2 separate regions of the Homo sapiens genome follow, and region 1 is linked to region 2. A link is an interaction called in ENCODE POLR2A ChIA-PET data of the cell type or tissue named here. Cell type or tissue: PC-9. All regions are shown on one strand.

The links. Peaks named below come from ENCODE experiments on the same cell type or tissue, not always from the same donor. Only the 100,000 strongest peaks of a DNase experiment are listed, where the experiment ranks them.
Region 1: POLR2A ChIA-PET joins it to region 2 with 5 read pairs; 1 of 35 experiments calls an interaction of 5 or more read pairs at or near these places.

The regions. Positions count from the first base shown.
Region 1 is chr2:37,779,322-37,783,321 of GRCh38, forward strand. The region is part of intron 2 of LOC107985869 (a long non-coding RNA gene); the gene reads left to right. Among named protein-coding and RNA genes, the nearest start is that of PIRAT1, 95 kb to the right of the region's middle. In PC-9, no CTCF peak of the experiment used is centred here; a DNase peak (open chromatin) is centred at 1,910.
Region 2 is chr2:38,393,884-38,397,883 of GRCh38, forward strand. No RefSeq gene overlaps it. Among named protein-coding and RNA genes, the nearest start is that of ATL2, 19 kb to the left of the region's middle. RefSeq lists a silencer at 1,010-1,210 and an enhancer at 3,107-3,607. In PC-9, no CTCF peak of the experiment used is centred here; DNase peaks (open chromatin) are centred at 1,138 and 2,368; H3K27ac peaks cover 2,440 bases.

The DNA.
Region 1 (4,000 bases), 610 kb before region 2:
TTGATTAGTCCGTTCAAACCAGTGACTATGATTTCTCTGTAGATACAAGCACAAAAAAAGTCAATAAACGTTGGGCTGAACTTTAAACAACTGTCTTTTCAGAGAAAACCCAGTTGCATACAAGGAAGATTACTGCACTAGCCTGAAGACAAATGTCTACAAATATTATACGCTCAAGTGCAGGGAGGAGTTTTGTTCAAGGCAGCACAGAAAACAAATTACTCTGGTCTTAAATAAGATCCTTTGAACGGGCAGCAGCAAATCAGTACAAATTAGGACAAATGCATTCTTGACTGATATAATTTCCTTATTCTGCCTGAAAAATGCCACCAATCAGACTATAGACAGCTATGTCCCAAAAACTGGGGCCTCCGGTTACATGGTGGTTGAGTCAATTTGGTGGAAGTTCAAACCCCTAAACCAGCTCTTTATTCCACTTCCTGGGTACTGGTCTTATATTTCCAGGCAGGCAATTGAAATTTGACCATGGTTTTATTTTGCATCTCTTGGCCAGCAAATGTAAATGCAGCACCCATAAAGCACTGAGTCCCCAGAGCCTGTGGCAGGGCCAGCAGAGACTGGATGTAATTGGGAACAAGAATGGTTGCAAGATCTGTTTTCCTGGGATGGTCCTGGCTTAGGACTATGGTTCTAGAGTCCCTTCCGGCTTGCATTTGCCACTCTCTACAGTTTCTCAGTTTGGAATGATGAATTACAGTCACTCTAGGGGAGATCATTTCCCTAGCCCCAGGCATTGTTTCAAAGAATGGATGTACATGGGGGCTTTTTGTTTTAGATCAAGGAAGAGTCTGTGCTTAGGCAGGTGGTGTTGAGTCTAGAGAGAGAGGATAGGCACCCACCCAGCCATGGGTCTTTTCTTCCCACAGGCACCTCAGACTGAGCACTGGAATGGGTGAGTCAGAGGCTGAAGGGGCCCTACTGATGAGGGGTCTTGTGAGATCTGGTGGAGAGGGGTAGGCTTCCCATTTCTGTGCTGAATGGAGAGGCAGCATCTGCTAGAGACCAGGGAGGTGCAGGGCCCCAGTGGCAGGGAAGCAGGTTCTTTCACAGGACTCCAGTTCCCTACCTCTCAGGGCTTAGCCAGAGAATGCACACTGAGCTTACCAGTAATACAAGTATTTTGGTAAAACCTGACTCAAATACTGTCATCATCTTCCGGTCCAGACTCCACTCCACTCCTGGACAGCAGCTAGTACTTTGTGTTTGGCCCTGCTTTTCTAGAACCTTCGTTTGGGGTACTTCTGTCTCCTACCAGACTGCAAGCTCCCCAGGGCAGGGAATTCATCTTTGCCTTACTCACACAACCTGGCCACACTCATTAAGTTCATTAGAGGGTGCCCAAGCAACATTGGTTGAATTAATGAATGAAACATAATGAAATACAATGCATCTAATTTTCCAGCTTGGCAGCAGCTGGCAAAACTTAAAAGCTGAAGTTATCAAGGAATGGGCTAACTCATAAAACACTTCAGCCCTCTTTACCCCTTTTTGGTCCAGGTAACACCGGTGATCACAGTAGCTCTTTGTGTGCATTGTTAATGACAAGAGTCTAAACATGCAAGTCTCTCTTTTTATCCATGATTTTTTTTTTCCTGAGATAGAATCACTTTATCATGCAATGAAGCTATATGAAGGTAAGATGCCTGAGAGAGTGTTTACCTTGCTAGAAAATATTTAGACGTGTGTTGAATGACTGATTTCGAGGTCCAACTCTGCATCCTTCTTCAAGAGACCTCTCGGGTGAGAGAGCAATGAATAGTGGCCCTTGGCTACCGTGTTGGGTCTGCACGGCTTTCAGGGGAGATGGCCACTCTTTATTGACAGGCATTTCCCTTATTTAACCACATGTTCCATGCACAGATGGTATTTATCTTCAGGAGATGACTCACGCCCTTGTCAACATACCTTTCTATATTAAATATCCCTATCACATACAAACTGGACCTCAGAGTGGGCTGGGTGGTATTAGAACAATCTCTTCCCCCTTTTTAGAAGCTGTGAAGATTTTTGAATTTACTCACAAGATCTACTTCCCAATGAACTAAGACTTTGTAGGATTTTCCTATTTAAGATCTGGGTTTAAACTCAGCTCTTCCATTTAACTGGCTATGTGGTCTTAAGATTACTGTCTCTGTGCCTCTATTTAATTACTTATAAAGTGAGAGCAATTTTCCTGATCTTATAGAGTCACTGAGAAGATTAAGTGAGGTAGTGGCACTGAGAAAGTTTGAAGCAAATATTTTTTGAATAAATAAATGACTAAAACAATAATATAAATGTTAAAAATCATCAACCAATTCAGTGTGTATAATGAGGCTTATTATTTACTGAGTGATCCCCGTGCATAAAGAATAGCTCTAAGTTCTTAAACCCATACCACCTTGTAGTTAAGGAATTAGAATGTAAGCCTACATCTTGTGGGTGGGCACCCAAGGCCACACTCTTAACTTCTACCTGCACTGCCTCTTCTTATTTGTAATAAATGTAATAAACTCCTTTTGGCACTAAATACTGCCCTGGAAAAAATGGTCAGCTTCTTCAACTGCGGCTGCCTTTACGCTAATGTAACTGAGGTTCTTAGAGTTTTATAACTTACTGAGCGAAATAAAAAAAAAAAAAATACCCTTATGACACCTTGGTTTCTGCACTAAGTAATTAATGACAAATTTGAGGATCAGGTATCTAGCTTCTGTTACCTGATATTCTGAGCTGAGAATGCATCAGACTCAGGCCTCAGAAATAACTTCACTGAGAGTAAAATGGGAACAAGTTTCTAGTTAGTGAAAACTGGAGCATATGATGACTTGACTGTACACGTGGGGGCAAATAGCAGTCCTCTCTCTCCCATTTCTGGAAAGGGTTTCGTTTCTCTTGGGCCCAGTATTTTCCTGGGTTCTGATAGCCTCTGCTGACTTTGAACTCATCCTCTGTCATTGTAAAAAAGTATACAAGCATTTGCTCAGAACTGTGCTAGACTCTGTGTGATTGCTTCAAGACAGCTCTATCAAAATAAGAGTTATCACTTATTATGAGGCTGTGATGCTCTAGGGACTATGCTAAGTGCTTCATGTATTTTTATAGTCAGGGTAGGCTAGTTTATGCTGTGGCAACAAACAACTCCCAAATCTTAGTAGCTAACAATGAGCTTACTTCTCAATCTCACTAAATGTTCAGTGCCGGTTGGCTGGGGGCTCCACTCCACCTCGCCTCACACAGTGACCTGGAATAACAGAGCTTCCACCATCAAATGTGTTACTGGTCTCCCGGAGTCCCACCTCTAGAATTCTTGCATACAATATCGAAAAGTCTCCCGAACTTTCGTAACTTTGCCATCTTGGGCTCTTAAAGAAAACACTAATTGTATGTTTTGAAATCCAGAAAAGGAAAGGAGTGAGGGATGTTAAGATCAGTCACTCCAGCGATGGCTTAAGCCTCCCCTGGCACAGGCCCCAGGGGTGAGCTTGCTTCTGTGGATTTCCAGCCGGGAAGCACCACCCCGGTTTATTTTCAGAGGTGGAAACTCAAGCAACAATTATCTCCCATCACAGCAAATTAAAAGCCCAGGCTCACCCATCCCAGGAGCGGGGCGAGCACAGGACCATAATGACAGGCCAAGGTTAGTGCATTTCCTTTAAAGGCATGAGCCACTCATGAAACACAAAATAAACAGAGACATAAAAGTCCATGGAAAAGGCCCACAAGTGAGAGCAAGCGTTCGTGCCAAGATCAGAGAGTGTATTTTGATTTTTCAGGAGATTGAGGATTGTAGCAGCAAAAACTGCTCAGTGGATGAGTTGTGGTCTGTGTTTAGGATAATGTGGAAGCTATTGTGTACAACACTGCAGAGGGTGGGGGACGAGTGGCCCAATCTGTCACACAGACATATTTCTATGGCCTTAGAGCCCGGTCTACTTCCACCCACTCTAACCAGAATCTCTATTCCTGCCTGGACACCTGCTCAATGGAGCAGTGCGGCCCT
Region 2 (4,000 bases):
AATTACCTGGGTGTAGTGGTACATGGCTATAGTCCTAGCTACCTGGGAGGCTGAGGGTGGGTGGATTGCTAAGCCCAGGATGTCAACACTGCAGTGAGCCATCATCGTGCCACTGCATTTTAGCCTAGGCAACAAACCAAGACACTGCCTCAAAAAAAAAAAAAAAAAAAAAGTAGATTTCTGGTTTAAAAAACTATCTGAAGATCTGACCACCGGAGCCAGTCTACTTATATAGTGACCACTGTCTGAAGCTGACTAGTGGGTCCCCCTTTGATCAGAAATAGATTCTCCAACTTGCCACAGACTCCATTTCACACTTGTGCTATCTGCCTGGCCCATCTCAAGCATTTGAACTCATGGCCCCTGGCTACCTAATCAAAAATGCCCATGGAGTTACCTAATGGACCTAACTCAAGAGTCATAGCCAGTATAGTAACCAAAACAGCACGGTAGCAGTACCAAAACAGACACATAGACCAATGGAACAGAATAGAAAGCCCAGAAATAATGCCACACTCCTACAACCATCTGATCTTTGACAGAGTTGACAAAAACAAGCAATGGGGAAAGGACTCCCTATTCAATAAACGGTTCCAGGATAACTGGCTAGCTATATGTGGAAGATTGAAACTGGACCCCTTCCTTACACCATATATAAAAATCAACTCAAGACCAATTAAAGATTTAAACATAAAACCTAAAACCATAAAAACCTTGGAAGATAACCTAGGAAATACCATTCTGGACATAGGACTGGGCAAAGATTTCATGACAAAAATGCCAAAAACAACTGCAACAAAAACAAAAATTCATAAATGGAACCTAATTGAACTAAAGTTTCCACACAGCAAAAGAAACTATCAACAGAGTAGTAAACAGACAACCTACAGAATGGGAGAAACTATTTGCAAACTATACTCGTGACAAAGGTCTAATAACCAGAATCTATAAGGAACTTAAATTTACAAGCAAAAAACAAACAACTCCATTAAAAAGTGAGCACAGGACAAGAACAGACACTTTTCAAAAAAAGACATACATGTGGCCAACAAGCCACAAAATGCTCAACGTTACTAATCACTAGAGAAATGCAAATCAAAACCACAATGAGATACCATCTCACACCAGTCACAATGGGTATCATTAAAAAGTCAAAAAATGCAGCCATAAAAAGAATGAGATCATGTCCTTCGCAGGGACATGAATGAAGCCGGAGGCCATTATCCTTAGTGAACTAACACTGGAACAGAAACCAAGTCCTGCGTGTTCTCACTTATAAATGGGAGCTAAACATCAAGTACACATGGACACAAAGAAGGGAACAACAGACACTCAGGCCGACTTGAGGATGGATGGTGGGAAGAGGATGGTGGGAAAAACTACCTATCTGGCACTATGCTTATTACCTGGATGATGAAATAATCTGTAGACCAAACCCCAGTGACATGCAATTAACCTATATAACAAACCTGCTCATGTAACCCTGAACCTAAAGTAAGAGTTAAAAAAAACAAAAACAAAAACGCAAGTTGGCCAGGCTTGGTGGCTCATGCTTGCAATCCCAGCACTTTGGGAAGCCGAGGAGGGTGGATCAGTTGAGGCCAGGAGTTAGAGGCTAGCCTAGGCAACATGGTGAAAATCCCATCTCTACTAACAATACAAATATTAACTGGCTGGGTGCGGTGGTTCACGTCTGTAATCCCAGCACTTTGGGATGCCAAGGCGGGAGGATCAGCTAAGGTCAAGAGTTTTGACACCAGCCTGACCAATACAGTGAAACCCCATCTCTATTACAAGTACAAAAATTAGCCAGGTGTGGTGGCAGGCACCTGTAGTCCCAGTTACTCAGGAGGCTGAGACAAGAGAATTGCTTGAACCCGGGAGGTGGAGGTTGCAGTGAGCCACTATCATGCCACTGCACTCCAGCCTGGGCAACAGAGCGGGACTCCAACTCAAAAAAAAAAAAAAATCGCCATATGTGGTGACACACACCTGTAATCCCAGCTACTTGGGAGGCTGAGGCAGGAGAATTGCTTGAACCCAGGAGGCAGAGGTTGCAGTGAGCCAAGATCACACCACTGCACTCCAACCTGGGCAACAGAGCGAGATTCTGTCTCCAAAAAAAAAAAAAAAAGTTATAGCCAGTTCAGAGAATGAAAAGCAAATACATTGATGAGGGATTTCAGGAGATCAGAGACATGAGTCCCATCTCCAAAGAAAAAAACACCCTGAACCTCACAGCCCTCCTCCCTCTCCCCACAAACCTTGGGAAGCTGGCCAACCCTGATAGCAGAAGAGTAGAGAATAAAACATCCCCTTGTTTCTAGTGTACAACAGTCACTGAGTCATGGGAAGCCCCGGAGCGCTAGATCTGATTACCTGCTGATCATGATTTCAGCTTGCAGAACAAGCCTGTTCCCATTAGTGACAGTATACAATTACTAGCTGACATGCTTACAGGGATCTTACCACAATATTCTTTTCAGGAATGTATTTCTTCTACCATCCTCTACCCACAGACACACACACATCCTATTTTGATATGCCTGTCCCAAATGGATTCTGAAAACTGGTTCAGATAGACTCTGTTTTATTAGCTCTCTCTATATGTTTCTCAAGGTCCAATTTTCTTCCTTCTTTAATCCCCATGTCATGATTATGACCATTAAAAACCATCTTTTTTTTTTTTTTTTTTTTTTGAGGTGGAGTCTTGCTCTGTTGCCCAGGCTGGAGTGCAGTGGCACGATCTCAGCTCACTGCAACCTCCACCTCCTGGGTTCAAACGATTCTCCTGTCTCAGCCTTCCGAGTAGCTAGGATTACAGGTGCCCACCACACCTGGCTAATTTTTGCATTTTTAGTAGAGATGGGTTTTCACCATGTTGGCCAGGCTTGTCTCAAACTCCTGACCTCGTGATCTGCCCGCCTTGGCCTCTCAAAGTGTTGGGATTACAGGTGTGAACCACCGTGCCTGGCCTTTTTTCTTTTTTTTTTGAGACAGAGTCTGGCTCTGTGGTCCAGGCTGTAGTGCAGTGGCATGATCTCAGCTCACTGCAACCTCCGTCTCCCGGGTTCAGGCGATTCTCCTGCCTCAGCCTCCTGAGTAGCTGGGATTACAGGTGACTGCCACTGCGCCTGGCTAATTTTTGTATTTTTAGTAGAGACAAGGTTTGGCCATATTGGCCAGGCTGGTCTCAAACTCCTGATCTCAGGTGATCCGCCTGTCTCAGTCTCCCAAAGTGCTGGTGAGAGGTGACAGTGTGCTGGCAGCCCTCACAGCCCTCGCTCACTCTCAGCGCCTCCTCGGCTTCAGCGCCCACTCTGGCCACGCTTGAGGAGCCCTTCAACCCGCCGCTGCACTGTGGAAGCCCCTTTCTGGGCTGGCCGAGGCCGGAGCCGGCTCCCTCAGCTTGCGGGGAGGTGTGGAGGGAGAGGTGCGGGCGGGAACTGGGGCTGCATGTGGCACTTGCAGGCCAGCGCGAGTTCCGGGTGGGCATGGGCTTGGCAGACCATGCCTGCCCGAGCAGTGAGGGGCTTAGCACCTGGGCCAGCAGCTGCAGAGGGTGTGCTGGGTCCCCCGTGCTCGATTTCTCACCAAGCCTTAGCTGCCTCCCCACAGGGCAGGGCTGGGGACCTGCAGCCCGCCATGCCTGAGCCTCCCCCTGCCGCCATGGGCTCCTGCGCCGCCCGAGCCTCCCCGACGAGCACCGCCCCCTCCTCCATGGCACCAGGTCCCATCCACCGCCCAAGGGCTGAGGAGTGCGGACGCAAGGTGCAGGACTGGCAGGCAGCCCCACCTGCAACCCTGGTGTGGGATCCACTTGGTGAAGCCAGCTGGACTCCAGAGTCTAGTGGGGACTTAGAGAACCTTTATGTCTAGCTAAGGGATTGTAAATACACCAATCAGCAATCTGTATCTAGCTCAAGGTTTGTAAATGCACCAATCAGTGCTCTGTATCTAGCTAATCTAGTGGGGACTTGGAGAACTTTTGTGTCTAGCT